Linked DNA regions of Homo sapiens: region 2 is linked to region 1. A link is a loop called in an ENCODE intact Hi-C map of the cell type or tissue named here. Cell type or tissue: natural killer cell. All regions are shown on one strand. Each heading gives the region's core, and the rest is flanking DNA. Links, peaks and the distances in the headings are about the cores only. Region 1 overlaps PACS1 (phosphofurin acidic cluster sorting protein 1). Region 2 has its middle 13 kb from the start of SLC29A2.

Region 1 (9,729 bases), core at 3,369-5,868:
CTTTCTGCCCTTTCTCTGAAGACCTATCAGCCTCGCAAGTTCATTGTTTTCATCCCCAGATGGCGAGTCTGTCATTCAGGCAGGAAGTACATACAACCACAGGCTAAGCATCGTGCCCAGAGACAAAGAGATAGGGCCCAGTCCATGCCATCAAGCGCACAGTGTCTAGTGACACCACACATTTCAACAAATAATTACAGCCCAGTAGGACAGGTGCCATAAGACAGAGCTTTGCAATGACACCAGGGGACTGTGGCCACCTGTCCCAGGAGTGCCAGGACAGCTTCCCAGATGAGATGCTGAGAGATGGGTTTTTTAAAATAAAACTTCACCAAGTGGATTTGGGGAAAATTTTTATTCAAGGCAGAAGATACCCTATATAAAGACCCAGTACAGTGCTGTGGCTCACGCCTGTAATCCCAGCACTTTGGGAGGCCGAGGCAGGCGCATCACAAGGTCAGGAGATCGAGACCGTCCTGGCCAACATGGTGAAACCCCGTCTCTACTAAAAATACAAAAATTAGCTTGGTGTGGTGGCACGTGCCTGTAATCCCAGCTACTCAGGAGGCTGAGGCAGGAGAGTCACTTGAACCAGGGAGGCAGAGGTTGCAGTGATCCGAGATCACCTCACTGCACTCCAGCCTGGCAACAGAGCAAGACTCCATCTCTAAAAAAAAAAAAAAAGGCCCAGTACAACAGCATGCAGTTTTTCCCAGGAACTCAAAGCAGTGAGTTTCCACTTGACTATGGGGTGTGAAGGGTCAAATAGAGAGATAAGGCTAGAAACAGGCAGACCCAGGCTTCGGACACGTACAGGCCTGACTGCTGAGCTCTGTTCAAGTAGTGGAGGCCAATGAAGACTTCTAGTCGGAGGGTAGCATGAGCAGGTTTGCACTCGGAAGGACCACTGTGGGCTGTGGAGGGAGAAAGACCAGAAGCAGGTGGGCAGGGTATGAGATGTCAGCTGAAGGCTGTTGCTATGATCCCAGAGAGGCAAGGAGAAAGGCCTGACTGGAAACAGTGGTGTCACAGATGGAAAAGGGAGGATCTGGGGTAGCTAGAATGGGCCTGCGGGGAGAACGAGAAGGAGAGACTCCAGGCGTAGATGTTGGTTCAGGTGTGTTGGCGACATCAGTAAGAGGATCGGGGTGCAAGGAGAAGACGGGACGCTGCGTTCCACCGTGGAGGTGGTAAGGCTGAGGTGCCCGCGCTGTGCATGCGCAGGTAGGAGTCAGCAGTGGGCACTGTGAATCCGAAGGGCAAGAGAAAGGGATGAGCTGGAGACCCACATTTGGGAGGTGTTGGGGCACAGGGGGGTGGAGGACCTGGGGATAGACATTCCTTCTCCCCGCAGCTGCACCCAAGGCCCAGGAGCTACACTGGAATTTGGCCTGTCTTCCTGACAGGCTTTGAGTGCCAAGGGCAGAGACCAAGTCCTCCAGTCTTCGTGTCTTCCCACAGCTCGTCATGAAAGTGGGCTCTGGTGGGTGTTTATTGACTTGAATTGACCCCAAGTGGACGTTGCTGAGAACTGTCATGCGATTTGTCCCTACAGCAACCTAACATCAAACAGAAGTTTGTGGCCCTCCTGAAGCGGTTTAAAGTTTCAGATGAGGTATGGCCTCTTACTCCCAAGGTTAATGGTGAGTAGAATTCCCCGGGTTTCACCCAGCATCCCTGGAGTACACTCTGTATTGCCACTGAGAGTCAGGATTCTAGGATTAATATTCCTGCTCCCCGTGGCATACCTGGTAGAGCCCTAAGGGAGAGGGTGGCTAAGAAGGACTTAAGCAAGCAGAGGAGAGAGAGGCTATGCACACAACGCAGGGCAGCACAGCTACGCCCGACCCTTGGTGATGCGCAAGCCTCTGGCATGCGATACAGGGACAGACCCAGCGGATGCTGCTGCGGTTGTCACTTAATTTCCCCTCTTATCCCACGGGAACATCAGTGAGCAGCAGCTTGTGAGGTGGAAATGTCCTTGTTGGTCAGCCCTGGAATAACCAGGAATGGGGCTGCTGAGAGAGAAGCAGTCTTTTCCCTGGGCTCCGGGAGGGGCCCGTTTCCACAGGCCTCTCAGTGGGCTAACAGAGGGATAAAGATGAAAATTGTTGAGAGCGATTGCTTCGCCTTCCTGTGAGCTGTAAGGAGGGTAGGAAGAACCCACATGGGCGATGGGCCTCGGGATTCCTCAGCTGTCCCTCCTGGCACAGCTTCACAGTGTGGAGCGGTGGCAGGAACTGGGGGGAAGGTGGCCTCACCATGTCCCCGCCCTCAGGCTGGATCATGGAAATGACGTGAAGGTTACTCCAGCCAGTGTGAAGCTCTGGCATGTCCCTTAAGCAGGACTATAAGGGCAGCCCAGGAGAAAGGAGCTGCTCATCAACCAAAATTGTTAATAGGGATGACCCTAAATTCAGAGACTCCTTTTTCCCTGCAGGTGGGCTTTGGGCTGGAGCATGTGTCCCGCGAGCAGATCCGGGAAGTGGAAGAGGACTTGGATGAATTGTATGACAGTCTGGAGATGTACAACCCCAGCGACAGTGGCCCTGAGATGGAGGAGACAGAAAGCATCCTCAGCACGCCAAAGCCCAAGCTCAAGTGAGCCCCCCTCTCTGTAGCTGGCCTCCAGACTCTCCTTCCTGGCCATAGCAGTCTCCTGACCCCTCCCTCGCTGTCCCCTCTATTACCAGAGAATCTTGGTCCTTCATCCTTTCTGAACCTCTGGCTGTCTTGGAGAAGGTCACTGTTTTGCCTCTCACTGACAGAAGTCCTATAGGACTCTCAGGAAGTACCCCCTCTCCTGACCCGCCCCTCCTCTTCACCCTGCACTTCCCTGCTCACCGGGCGTTCTGGACACCTGTAGCTTGTTGACCCACCCTGAATGCCAGCTCCATTCAACTCTCCCAGCATGCTGTTCTGAGCCCTGGCAGCACTGACCCTGGCTGTGCTCTTCACCACAGGCCTTTCTTTGAGGGGATGTCGCAGTCCAGCTCCCAGACGGAGATTGGCAGCCTCAACAGCAAAGGCAGCCTCGGAAAAGACACCACCAGCCCTGTGAGCGCAACCGCGACTGCGGGGCGGGGTGGGACCGTGGCATGTCAGGGCTCGACGCTCTGGCCCTCTGCATCTCTGATCAGGGCTCATGTTGTGACCTTAGAAAAGTGGCCCCATTGGCTGGGCATGGTGGATCACAACTGTAATCCTGGCACTTTGGGAGGTGGAGTCGGGCAGATCATGAGGTCAAGAGATTGAGAGCATTCTGGCCAACATGGTGACACCCCATCTCTACTAAAAATACAAAAATTACCTGGGCGTGATGGTGTGCACCTGTAGTCCCAGCTACTCAGGAGGATGAGGCAGGAGAATCACTTGAAGCCGGGAGGCGGAGGTTGCAGTGAGCCAAGATTGAGCCACTGCACTCCAGCCTGGCGACAGAGCGAGATTCCCTCAAAAAAAAAAAAAAAAGAAAAGAAAAAAGAAAATGGCCTCATCTTGTTTCAGCCTCAGTTTTCCTCCCCTCAGTCTGGCTGGGAGCTTAGCTCTTTGGGGTCATTGCTGTGTCAGGCTGGGTTGTTCCTTTTGGTCTGTTTCTGCCATGGCCCAGCGCCTTCCCTCTCAGAATACATACAATCTCCCCCTCTGCTGGGCGTGGTGACTCATGTCTATAATCCCAGCTCTTTGGGAGGCCAGGGCGGGTGGATCACTTGAGCCTAGGAGTTCGAAACCAGCCTGAGCAACATGGTGAAAGCCCATCTCTACGAAAAATGCAAAAGTTAGCCAGGCATGGTGGTGCACGTCTGTAGACCCAGCTACTTGGGAGGCTGAGGCAGGAGGATCCCTTGAGCCCAGGAGGCAGAAGCTGCAGTGAGCTGTGATCGCACCACTGCTCTCCAGCCTAGGTGACAGAACAAGACCTTATCTCAACAAACAAAAACCTCTCCCTTCGTGTCTGTTCTGTGGTAGCTGAGAGTGTGGCATGGAGTGGGCGTTTGGCCAGTAGTGAGTGGCCCTGCACCAGACTGGGGAAGGAGCAGGTATGGAGAGGAGGGGAGCCACTGAGACGTGCTCAGGAGGCCCTAGTAGGCTTTATTGGGCCAAGAATCCATAGAGGGGAGCAGTGCCCCGAGAAAATTTATAATTTAGTCAAGAGGTTTCCATTTTTTCTGGTGAGCAAGGGGAAAAGGGGGCATGTACTGTAGCAGCCGGAGCCACGACCTGGGCCTTGCTCCGCCCCTCCTAGAAAGGCCCTGCTCCCTCAGCAGATCACAGGCAGGGGTGGGTGTGAGCCTGAAGTGACCTCAGGCCCTAGGAAGCTGCTCTTCCTTCGTTTACAATGGAAGGCAAGTGAGTGTTGTCGCGATGTGAGTGCCCAGCTTAGGATTTGCCCTCCAAAGCCCAGTGTCTTTTCTGTAGATCAAAGAAACAAATCCTTTAAGTCCTCCTGTTCACCTGCTTTACTGGCAGATGAAGCCTACTCATGGTTCACCAGGGGGAATACCAAACTCGCCCTGCAGATCGGTAGTAATTGTGCGGAGATGATAGGAAACAGGAGAGGCCTCTACCGCTGAAAAGCACGGGTCTGAAAGGGCAGGTGCCTGTCCTGGAAACCACCTTCTCTTGGGGCATCCCCTGGCTGCCCTTCTGCCTGTTGCCACCAGGTGGGGCTCTCTCCCAGCTCACCGTTCTTCCTGCTTAGGACAGCGCCCCACGTGACGTTAGTGAGGCAATGCATGGGAAACTGCAGCCCAAACAGACTCCTCCCTGGGAGAAACCCCAGCCCTGCCCCTGCAGACCCTGCACCCTAGACGCCGTTCCAGGCCGGGTTCATGGGGATCCAAGAACTGAGGAGACCTCGATTTACAAAAAAAAAAAAAAAAAAAAAAAACTCTTTCTAAATTTATTTTTTATTTTTATTGGAGTCGGAGTTTTGCTCTTATCGCCCAGGCAGGAGTGCAATGGAGCGATCTCGGCTCACTGCAACTTTCACCTCCCGGGTGCCAGCGATTCTCCTGCCTCAGCCTCCCGAGTAGCTGGGACTGCAGGCACGTGCCACCCACACCCGGCTAATTTTTGTATTTTTAGTAGAGATGGGGTTTCTCCATGTTGGCCAGGCTGGTCTCAAACTCCTGACCTCAGGTGATCCGCCCGCCTCAGCTTCCCAAAGTGCTGGGATTAGAGGCTTGAGCCGCTGTGCCCGGCCTATTTTTTTTTTTTTGAGATAGGGTCTCGCTGTACTCCCCAGGCTGGAGTGCAGTGTGTACCCAGCCACCTCACTTTCTTTGGTATTAGTGTTTAGGATGTGGCTTGGAGATGCATTTCCTCACATGGAACTGCTGAATGGCCCTGCTGAATTGACAGCATCCACATGGGCAAACCCTACTGGGCAAACCCTACCCCTGGCCATGAGAGCTAAATTCCCTCTTAACTATATGGGATGACTCTAGAAAGATACCTGGGAGCTGGCTGAGGGAGGACTCTTTCTTAGTGTTCTAGGAATGTAGAGCAAGTGCCCTAATATAACAAAATGTAACTAAATCACTAACTGAGACAGTGCCCCAAAAGCAGTAAGCAGAACACCTAACACTGTGGATGTTCAATAAATGTTAGTTACCTGACTTATAAAACTTACAGAAAAAATTACTTAGACACTCTGAGCCTCGGTGCCTCATCTGTAGGGTTGTGGTGTCGGTATAGGAGCCCATTTGGCTCAAAAGCCAGTTGAGGGCGGACACGGTGGCTCAAACCTGTAATCCCAGCACTTTGGGAGGCCGAGGTGGGTGGACCACTTGAGGTCAGGAGTTCGAGACCAGCCTGGCCAACATGGCAAAACCCTGTTTCTACTAAAAATACAAAATTAGCCAGGCATGGTGATGCACACCTGTAATCCCAGCTACTCGCGTGGCTGAGGCAGAGAATTGCTTGAACCTGGGAAGCAGAGGTTGCATTGAGCCAAGATCCCGCCACTGCACTCCAGCCTGGGTAACAGAGCAAGACTCCATCTCAAAAAAAAAAAAAAAAAAAAAGCCAGGTGAGTGTCAGCCTTTATAATATGATGGCCTAAGGGCCTCTGTCAGGGCAAAAACACATTTGGGACAGGGTAGAGCTTCTGAGTTTGAGTCTTGACTCCACCACTCCACTGACTGTGTGATCTTGGGCATGTTACCACGCCTTTGCTTCCTCATCTACAAGGTACGTGTTAAAGCTCGTGCCTCCCAAGGTAGTGAGGAGATGGAACAGGATCATGCACATCAGACTGCTGCGTGGGGTGTGCCTGATTGACTTACTGCACACAGAGCACTGCTCATTGCTCACCGACTACTATTGCTTTTATTATTATAATTCCTTAGTGCCATTTCAGTTGTGGACTCCTAAAATTGATAGAATCTAGATGTCTTTTTAGTGAGTCCTTCAAATTCTGGTTCCCTTGGCCACGTTTCAGACTCACTTTGCTGGTTCTGTGCTGATATTTCTATTTTGAAGAGCCCCATATGTCTGGATGTGGGTGTGAAACTTTGGAATCCTTTGGTATGAAAGGCGCTTTGGGAACAGCAGAACCAGACTGCGCTCTTAAATGGAGAACTTCTGAATGGATTAGGAAAAACCACGAGATTGTGCACCTGTAGGCAGGTGTGCACGCACCACCTCAACTTGTGTCCTCTCTTCCCTGGTTTCCTAGCACTGTTATTTATTTATTTTTCTTAATCTTGCTTTTTGTTCCCCACATTTTAGAGGATTCAGTTTATCGCTAGAACCAGAAAGAATTTCTCCTGATACGAATTATTCCAGTTGTTGAATTTTCCCAAGGCTTGAGCACACAATGGCAACATAATTTGGTTCTCCAAGCTGATAACAATGAGCCCTGACAGTGCGTCAGGGCAGCCACAGATGCAGACTTCCAGCCAGGACTGCCTGCTGCTAAGTCGCTATTTCCACAGCACTATAAATAATGGCATTAGAGCCTAGTCCTTCATGAAATGATAGCCTACACATTACCCACTCTTGCCCCCTTCTCTCTGACACGGGCCTACACTCTTACCCTTCAGCAGCTGACATTGTCCATGAGCACAGTGGTGCAGACTTCTGGGACCTCTAGTGATACCTCATCCATATCCCATGCCAAACACTTGGTCAGACACAGCTGGAGTCCTGCTGGTGTTCCAACATCTTTTGGGGGAAAAAGCCCTTTAGTGTTTATAGAAGCAGGAACAGAAATGTGATGAAATTGGGAATTTGTCCCCAGGAGGATTGTCTGGGACATCTGGAAGAGCCAGTAAATAGCCAGCAGGTGTCCTCTAAGCCCAATCCAAGTTAAAGATATTATCAGGAGATGGATATGCTAATTACCTTGATTTAATCATTTCACAGTGTATCCATACATCAAAACATGTTGTATACTGTAAATATATACAATTTTTATTTGTCAATTATAGCTTAATAAAGCTGGGAGGAATAAAGATCTTAATAAATGTTGCAGCTTTGACATGGAAGCAATGCTGTAGCTGTCATAGGGCTTAACAACAAGGCGTGCTACTTCAAAACCTCCCAGCAGACCTGTGTTATCACCCAGTTCATTCTCTTTAAAACGCGTTTAATTAATTTGTCATATTGAGATCGAAAATGGAGTGAAATTATCTCTAGTCTCAGGTCTAACCAGAGCTTTTCCATGATTCTAGATTCTATTAATGTTGGCCGAGGCTGGGCGTGGTGGCTCACACCTGTAATCCCAGCACTTTGGGAGGCTGAGGCAGGTGGATCACTTGAGGTCAGGAGTTCAAGACCAGCCTGGTCAATCAACATGGTAAAAGCTGTCTCTACCAAAAATACAAAAATTAGGCAGGCATGGTGGCAGACGCTTGTAATCCTAGCTAATCAGGAAGCTGAGGCAGGAAAATCACTTGAACCCGGGAGGCAGAGGTTGCAGTGAGCCAAGATTGCACCACTACACCCCAGCCTGGGCAATAGAGTGAGATTCAGTCTCAAAAAAACAACAGCAACAACAACATTGGCTGATCATATAGAGAAGGTGTAAATGAGCTAGCTCTGCAATCTGGAAGCAACCTGTTCTGTGGCTGTGAGCCATTACACAAGCCAAACCATCTGAAGATCTGGGGTCCCAGAGTCTGGCTCAGGCATGCTGAGTTAGTCCTGCAAATGGCCTGGAGCAGGGGTTCTCAACTGGGGATGATTTTGCCTCCCAGACATATGGCAATGATTGGAGACATTTTTGTTTGTCACAAATGAGGGAGTGGAGAGTTGCCACTACCAGCACCTAGTGAGTAGAGGCCAGGGATGCTGCCAGACATCCCACAGTACACAGGACAGGCCCCCACAATAAGAATGAGCCAGCCCCAAATGTCAATCGTGCCAAGGTGGAGGAACCCTGGTTTAGAGTGTGACATAGGGAGCCTGCTGTGGTGATCCTTGTTCCATAGTTTACTAGGTGACCCTGAACTTACTAGCCTGATGCTTCTCAGTATTATATGATTGACTCAGAGAAAGGACTTTGAGTCATTGGGAGGAAGTGGGATATCATTTATATTTTTCTGCCTCCTATGGTTCCCTACAAGAAACAAAAAGATTCACTAAAGCCAGTACCTTCCCTGCATCTAAGACCTACAACCCACACGTCACTGCTGGTGACTTTGAGTTGCTGTCTGCACAGCAAGAAGCAATATTAACAAATACGAAAATCTGGTTATGTGTCTATATTTGCAAAGGAAATTTTTAATATTTATGAGAAATGCTAATAAGAGTTGGGGACAAATGGAGAATTAATTTACACCTAAATGGCTTAACATTGGGTGTCTTTCTGCTTAGTATATCCTGTTAGAGGGTTTTCTGGATGTTCCCACCAAGCAAAAAGCATTTGGCTACCATGGATGTCTTTAGTCTCAAAATCAAAGACCTGAACCTAGCATACTCCTTTCTCTGGCAAGCAAAGGAGGCCTCCCCTCTATGTCCTTCCTGGGCAAGTGTATTCACTGGATCCAGGGTCAAAGACTTCATGGATGCAATAGCAAAGCCATCTAAATTTTGAGCTTCTCTTGCCTAGTGACACCTCGTGGAGTCAGAATTTCTGGGTTCTGAATCTCCGTGTTATTGACTTGATGACAAAGATAACTGATCCCTCCAAAACCTGGTTTTCACAGAAATGTACCCGCCTCCCCGGCCCACATAAGAAAAAAGCCCTGAAGATTTTATGAGGTTTGAGATTAAATGAAAGTATTTTAAGCTTCATAGGGACCTAGTAAAACAAATTAAAGTGGTAGTTATTTGGATCAGTGATAACTAATTCTTATAATTTTTGCAGATGGAATTGGCTGCTCTAGAAAAAATTAAATCTACTTGGATTAAAAACCAAGATGACAGCTTGACTGAAACAGACACTCTGGTATGTATGGGTCAGTTTCCTGTTTCAGCTGTTTCAAATAGTGTTTGTCCCTTTAGAAATAACGGCAGAAGGACCCTCAGGACCACCATAGAAATTTCACCTAAATCTGCAGGCTTATGAATGTCCTGCACTCTCTTTCTCCTGAAATCCTTACCCGTGGAATGCAACCTACTACCTGGTGTAGACACCAGGTTGCTCTCAAACTTAGTATACCAGAAATGTCCTCATTCTGCCCTTTAATAAGAGCTGACCAAATGCTAGCTGGGGAAACTTCTCACCATCTGTCACCAGCGTTCTCCCTGGAAAATCATCCCTTCCTCATTGGATGTTGCTGT
Region 2 (6,780 bases), core at 3,966-6,465, 160 kb after region 1:
TTCATTGTGCTATTCTATCTTTCTGTGGATTCAAAGCTTTCTATGAAAAAAAGTTTAAAAAGTAAGAATTTCTCTTACTTTTCCTATTTAACCATTCGTCAGAAAGTGTTTTTTTTTTGTTTTTTGTTTTTGTTTTTTTTTTGAAACTTAGTCTCGCTCTGTCTCCCAGGCTGGAGTGCAACGGCGCGATCTGGGCTCACTGCAAGCTCCGCCTCCCGGGTTGACGCCATTCTCCTGCCTCAGCCTCCCGAGAAGCTGGGACTACAGGCGCCCGCCACCACCAGGCGCCCGGCTAATATTCTGTATTTTGTTTAGTAGAGACGGGGTTTCACCGTGTTAGCCAGGATGGTCTCAATTTCCTGACCTCGTGATCCACCTGCCTTGGCCTCCCAAAGTGCTGGAAAGAAAGATGTTTTTATATGTTCCCTAGCATTTTTTTTGAGATGGAGTTTTGCTCTTGTTGCCCAGGCTGGAGTGCAATGCTGTGATCTCAGCTCACCACAACCTCCACCTCCTGGGTTCAAGCGATTCTCCTGCCTCAGTCTCCCAGGTAGCTGGAGTTACAGGCATGCGCCACCACGCCCAGCTAATTTTGTATTTTTAGTAGAGACGGGGTTTCTCCATGTTGGTCAGGCTGGTCTCAAACTCCCGACCTCAGGTGATCTGCCCACCTCGGCCTCCCAAAGTACTGGGATTACAGGCGTGAGCCACCGTGCCTGGCCTTCTCCGGCATTTTAGTTGCACTATACCGGGAGCAGTTTCTCTGAATCATATTGCCTGACTCCTTAAACTTGTTTTTGTTTAATAACGTTGTTCATTGTATAGCTAAACCATAATGTTTTAAAGTAGTCCCCTATTGGCTGGGTGTAGTGGCTCACGCCTGTAATTCCAGTACTTTGGGAGGCCAAGATGGGAGGATCTCTTGAGACCAGGAGTTCGAGACCAGTCTGGTCAACATAGTGTGACCTCATCTCTTAAAAAAAAGAAAAAATGGCCGGGCGCGGTGGCTCATGCCTGTAATCCCAGCACTTTGGGAGGTCGAGGCGGGCGGATCACGAGGTCAGGAGATCGAGACCATCCTGGCTAACATGGTGAAATCCCGTCTCTACTAAAAATACAAAAAAAATTAGCAGGGCGTGGTGACTGGGGCCTGTAGTCCCAGCTACTTGGGCGGCTGAGGCAGGAGAATGGCGGGAACCCAGGAGGCGGAGCTTGCAGTGAGCCGAGATCACGCCACTGCACTCCAGCCTGGGTGACAGAGCGAGACTACGTCTTAAAAAAAGAAAAGAAAAAAAAAAGAAAAGAAAAGAAAAAAGAAAAAAGGCTGAGAGGCTGAGGCAGGAGAATCGCTTGAACCCGGGAGGTGGAGACTGCAGTGACTCGAGATTGCGCCACTGCACTCCAGCCTGGGCAACAAGAGCGAGACTCCATCTCAAAAAAAAAAAAAAAAAAGTAGTCCCCTATCGATGGACATTTACGTTAGATTGTTTCCAATCTAGAAAAAAGTACAAAAAGAAAAAAAAGCATAAAATAAACAAGAAACAAAAACAAACACAAAAATAAAATAGATGATTTCCATTCATCTGTTATTATAAATAATGGTGCAATGAATAACATTTGGGAGTTTATCTGTAGGTGAAATTCCTAGAAGTGGAAATGCTTTCGAGGATATATACAGCTAAATTTTTTTTACACCTGTAATTTTAATAGATGCTGCTAAATTGCTCTCCACAGAGATTGCACCAGTTCACAGTTCCACCAGCTATATATGTTGGTGCCTGTTATCCAGCCAGCAGGATGTTGTTAAATGTTTTGTTCTTTTTTTTTTTTTTTTTGAGACAGAGTTTTGCTCTTGTTGCCCAGGCTGGAGTGCAATGGCGCGATCTTGGCTCACTACAACCTCTGCCTCCCGGGTTCAAGCAACTCTGCCTCCCGGGTTCAAGCAACTCTGCCTCAGCCTCCTGAATAGCTGGAATTACAGGCATGCGCCACCACGCCTGGCTAATTTTTTTTTTTTTGTATTTTTCGTAGAGACGGGGTTTCTCAATGTTGGTCAGGCTGGTCTTGAACTCCCAACCTCAGGTAATCCGCCCACCTCAGCCTCTCAAAGTGCTGAGATTATAGGTGTCAGCCACTGCACCTAGCACTTTTTTTTTTTTTTTTTTTTTTTTTTGAGACAGAGTTTCATTCTTGTTGCCCAGGCTGGAATGCAATGGGCGATCTTGGCTCACTGAAACTTCTGCCTCCTGGGTTCAAGCGATTCTCCTGCCTCAGCCTCTCGAGTAGCTGGGATTACAGCAGCGCGCCACCACGCCTGGCTAATTTTTTGTAGTTTTGGTAGAGATGGGGTTTCACCAAGTTGGTGAGGCTGGTCTCGAACTCCTGACCTCAGGCGATCTGCCCTCCTCGGCCTCCCAAAGTACTGGGATTATAGGCGTGAGCCACCGTGCCCAGCCTAAATGTTTTGTTCTTAACCAAACTGTAGGTGGAAACTGGTATCAGTATAGTTTCAATTGGCATTAACCTTTTGCTGTGGGTTAGCAACTTTTAATAGTTAAATCATATAAAGTTGTCAGTTTTATAAGTCAAAAGTCAATATTGGCAACTTTATATATGGTTCAAGCTAATCTATTTAAAAGCCTCTTTTTCTGAGAACTGTTTCTGTTATTTGTCCATTTTTCTACTGGGTTGTTGCTCTTTTTGTTGCTTCTTAATAGTGAATGGCAAGAGGTCTTTTTTTTTTTTTTTTTTTTTTGAGACGGAGTCCCGCTCTGTCGCCCAGGCTGGAGAGCGCAGTGGCGCAATCTCTGCTCACTGCAAGCTCCGCCTCCCGGGTTCATGCCATTCTCCTGCCTCAGCCTCCCAAGTAGCTGGGACTACAGGCGCCTGCCACCACGCCCAGCTAATTTTTTGTATTTTTAGTAAAGACGGGGTTTCACAGAGTTAGCCAGGATGGCATCGATCTCCTGACCTCATGATCCACCCACCTTGGCCTCCCAAAGTGCTGGGATTACAGGCATGAGCCACCGCACCCGGCCGGCAAGAGGTGGCCTCCCAAAGTACTGGGATTACAGGCGTGAGCCAACCGCACCCGGCCGGCAAGAGGTCTTTATTTTGGGAAAATTAAACGTTTGTGTGTCATACGAGTTGTGAATTTTTTCTTAGTTTGTCACTTGACTTTGCTGATGGTGGTTTTTCTCTGCGGATTCTTTTTGTTTTTGTTTTTGTTTTGAGATGGGGTCTCACTTTGTCACCCAGGCTGGAGTGCAGTGGCATGATCTCGGCTCACTGCAACCTCCACCTCCCAGGCTCAAGCCATCTTCCCACCTCAGCCTCCTGAGTAGCTGGGACTACAGATGCACGCCACCATGCCCGGCTAATTTTTTGTATTTTTGGTAGAGACAGGGTTTCACCATGTTGCCTGGGCTGTTCTCAAACTCCTGAGCTCAAGCAATCCGCCCGCCTTGGCCTCTCAAAGTGCTGGGATTACAGGCATAAGCCACTGCACCTGGCCTATGCAGATATTCTTGATGTCGACTTTGGTCACCTGGTTAAGTCACGTTTGCCAAGTTTATCTAGTATAAAGTTACTATTTGTCAGCCGGGCACGGTGGCTCACGCCTGTAATCCTAGCTTGGGAGGGAGACAGAGGCGGGCGGATCATGAGGTCAAGAGATCGAGACCATTCTGGCCAACACGGTGAAACCCCCGTCTCTACTAAAAATACAAAACTTAGCTAGGCATGGTGGCACACCCCTGTAGTCCCAGCTACTTGGGAGGCTGAGCCAGGAGAATCGCTTGAAACTGGGAGCCAGAGAGCTGAGATCATGCCACTGCACTCCATCCTGGGAGACAGAGCAAGACTCCGTCTCAAAAAAAAAAAAGTTATTATTTGTCCTTTCCATACCCTATTCTTTGGAGGCTAGTTGCTAAGTCCAGCCTACAGTTACAGGAGGATGGTACTAAGCTCTACCTCTTGGATTAAGGAGTATCTCTATATATTACATATTATTTGAAATTCTTCTGTAAGGATGATTTGTCTCTTCTCCCCTATTTGCTTATTTATTCAATTATTTTATATCAGTATGATCAGTATAGACTCATGTGGATATATTTCATACTTTGACTTATAATTCAATACCATGCTATTTACTTTGTTGCTCAAATTGTTCCAGCATTGGCTGCTGGAATTTCTTTCAAGTTGGCTTCCATGGCCCTGTGACATGTGACAGGCTTTTTTTTTTTTTTTTTTGAGACAGAGTCTTGCTCTGTCGCCCAAGCTGGAGTGCAGTGGCACGATCTCGGCTCACTGCAAGCTCCGCCTCCCGGGTTCACACCATTCTCCTGCCTCGGCCTCCTGAGTAGCTGGGACTACTGGCGCCTGCCACAACGCCCGGCTAATTTTTTTTTCGTATTTTCAGTAGAGGCGAGGTTTCACCGTGTTAGCCAGGATGGTCTCGATCTCCTGACATGGCGATCTGCCCGCCTTGGCCTCCCAAAGTGCTGGGATTACAGGCATGAGCCACCGCGCCTGGCCTTTTTTTTTTTTTTTTTTTTTTTTAATAATCAGAATCTCATTCTGTTGCCAGGCTGGAGTGCAGGGGTGTGATTATACCTCATGGCAGCCTTGAACTCTTGGGCTCAAGCAATCCTCCCACCTCAGCCTCCTGAGAAACTGGGACTATAGGTATGTATCACCATGTCCAGCTAATGTAATTTTTTTTTTTTTTTTTTGAGATGGAGTCCCTCTCTGTTGCCCAGGCTGGAGTGCAGTGGCGCCATCTGGGCTCACTGCAACCTCCGCCTCCCAGGTTCAAGCTATTCTTCTGCCTCAGCCTCCCGAGTAACTGGGATTACAGGCAAGAGCCACCATGCCTGGCTAATTTTTGTATTTTTAGTAGAGATGGGGTTTCACCATGTTGGCCAGGCTGGTCACCAACTCCTGACCTCAGGTGATCCACCTGCCTTGGCCTCCCAAAGTGCTGGGATTACAGTCGTGAGCCACCGCTCCTGGCCAAGACCATGTTTCTTAAAAAACAAACAAACAACAACAACAAAACAAATATCTATATCTATATCTATATATCTATATATATAGATATAGATATATATACACACACACACATAAGCAGAGGGACAGGAACCAAGAACATCACACGATTTCACATCCTAGGGTCCTCCAGAGCTCAGATTATAGATGGATGGCCGGGAGGGGGTGTCTACCACTCTAATTTGTTAATCACCAGAGAATCGCTTGAACCCGGGAGACGGAGGTTGCACTGAGCTAAGATTGCGCCATTACACTCCAGCTTGGGCAACAGAGCGAGACTACATCTCAAAGAAAAACAAAAACAGCTTGGCTAAAAAGACCAGCTCGGCCTTGCCAGGAGTGTCCACAAGGGGGCAGTCGAACATTTGCTTACGAGTTCCCCAAGGGCGAAAGATCGGTTTTTAACCTCATTCAGGAACGGAAGATGGAATCTCGGGCTTTGACGGTCGATAAATTAGAAATAAGATCCTTGCACAAAGCCAGAACCCTTGAAGGGCTGCAATCACTTTGTAAGGAAGACCAGTAAACTTCCCACTGGCCAGGGAGGCAACCGGGAAGCTCATCTCAGCTGTTGCCTTGGCTGGGAATAAAACAAGGTTTCCTAATCTCCAGGCGGGCAAGGAGCCTAAATCAGTCTATTCCGTGGGAAATTCAAGCTGATACATTATCATAAAAATTAATCCCAGGCTGTTTCTATATCATGGTCTGAGTTTTTGTCCTCCTATTCCAATAAATGTGTTGAAACATAATCATCAATGTGATACTATGGAGGGGGGTGATTAGATCATGAAGGTAGATTCCTTATAAATGGAATGGCGTCTGTATAAAAGAGGCTTCAGGGAGTTCCCTCACGCCTTCCATCATGTGAGAACACGTGAGAATGTGCAATCTGTGAACCAGGAAACAGGTCTTCACCAGATAAAGAACCTGAGAGTGACTTGATCTTAGACTTCCCAGCCTCCAGAACTTTGGGAAATAAATTTCTGTTGTTTACAAGCCACTCAGTCTATGGTATTTTGTTGCAGCAGCTCTAACAGACTAAAACAGCAGAAGCAACTACAAGAACACTTTGGTGGAACACAGCCCTTCTCAACATGCTCACAGCCATATGAAGAAACAACTTCCCATGAGCAAGAATGAGCAGACAGCCATCAAAAGCATTACCTCCTTTAGGGGCTAACTCATGTTTCTGGGTAGAAGCTTTATAATAAGTCTCAACAGGCTGGGCGCAGTGGCTCAGGCCTGTAATCCCAGCACTTTGGGAGGCCGAGGTGGGAGGATCACTTCAGCTTGGGAGTTCCAGACCAGCCCGGGCAACACGGCAAAACCCTGTCTCTACCAAAAATACAGAAAATTAGCCTGGCCTGGTGGTATGCACCTGTAGTCCCAGCTACTTGAGAGGCTGAGGTGGGAGGATTGCTTTTGAGCCTGGGAGGCAGAGGTTGCAGTGGGCCAAGATCTCACCACTGCACTCCAGCCTAGGTGACAGAGTGAGACTCCATTAAAAAAAAAAAATTCTCAACAACTTAACTTGTTATTTTCTCAACAACTTAACATGTTATTTTAATGTTATAATTAAACTCTTAGGGTTATTTTATAGCATATGAAAACTGCTTTTGAAATTCATCTTGGAGAAGACATGAGAGAGAATAACTAATGACAGATTTAATTTTTTTTTTTTGAGACAGAGTCTCACTCTGTTGCCCAGGCTGGAGTGCAGTGGTGCAATCT

Evidence for each region. A loop is a pair of places that touch in the nucleus more often than their neighbours do. Peaks named below come from ENCODE experiments on the same cell type or tissue, not always from the same donor. Only the 100,000 strongest peaks of a DNase experiment are listed, where the experiment ranks them.
Region 2: it touches region 1 in a loop (3-fold over the local background); 5 of 110 quality-filtered maps call a loop at or near these places.

What each region holds. Positions count from the first base shown.
Region 1 is chr11:66,218,191-66,227,919 of GRCh38, forward strand. It overlaps PACS1 (phosphofurin acidic cluster sorting protein 1), which reads left to right. Exons shown (of 24, transcript NM_018026.4): 8 at 1,556-1,615; 9 at 2,441-2,601; 10 at 2,964-3,057; 11 at 9,314-9,394. Among named protein-coding and RNA genes, the nearest start is that of KLC2, 35 kb to the right of the region's middle. RefSeq lists enhancers at 4,380-4,479, 4,540-4,779, 4,585-5,085, 5,086-5,586. In natural killer cell, for the core only: a CTCF peak has its summit at 4,672 (motif pointing right); a DNase peak (open chromatin) is centred at 4,671; H3K27ac peaks cover 1,101 bases.
Region 2 is chr11:66,380,952-66,387,731 of GRCh38, forward strand. No RefSeq gene overlaps it. Among named protein-coding and RNA genes, the nearest start is that of SLC29A2, 13 kb to the left of the region's middle. RefSeq lists enhancers at 1,602-2,102, 2,103-2,603, 5,227-5,521. In natural killer cell, for the core only: CTCF peaks have their summits at 5,424 (motif pointing right) and 5,623; a DNase peak (open chromatin) is centred at 5,400.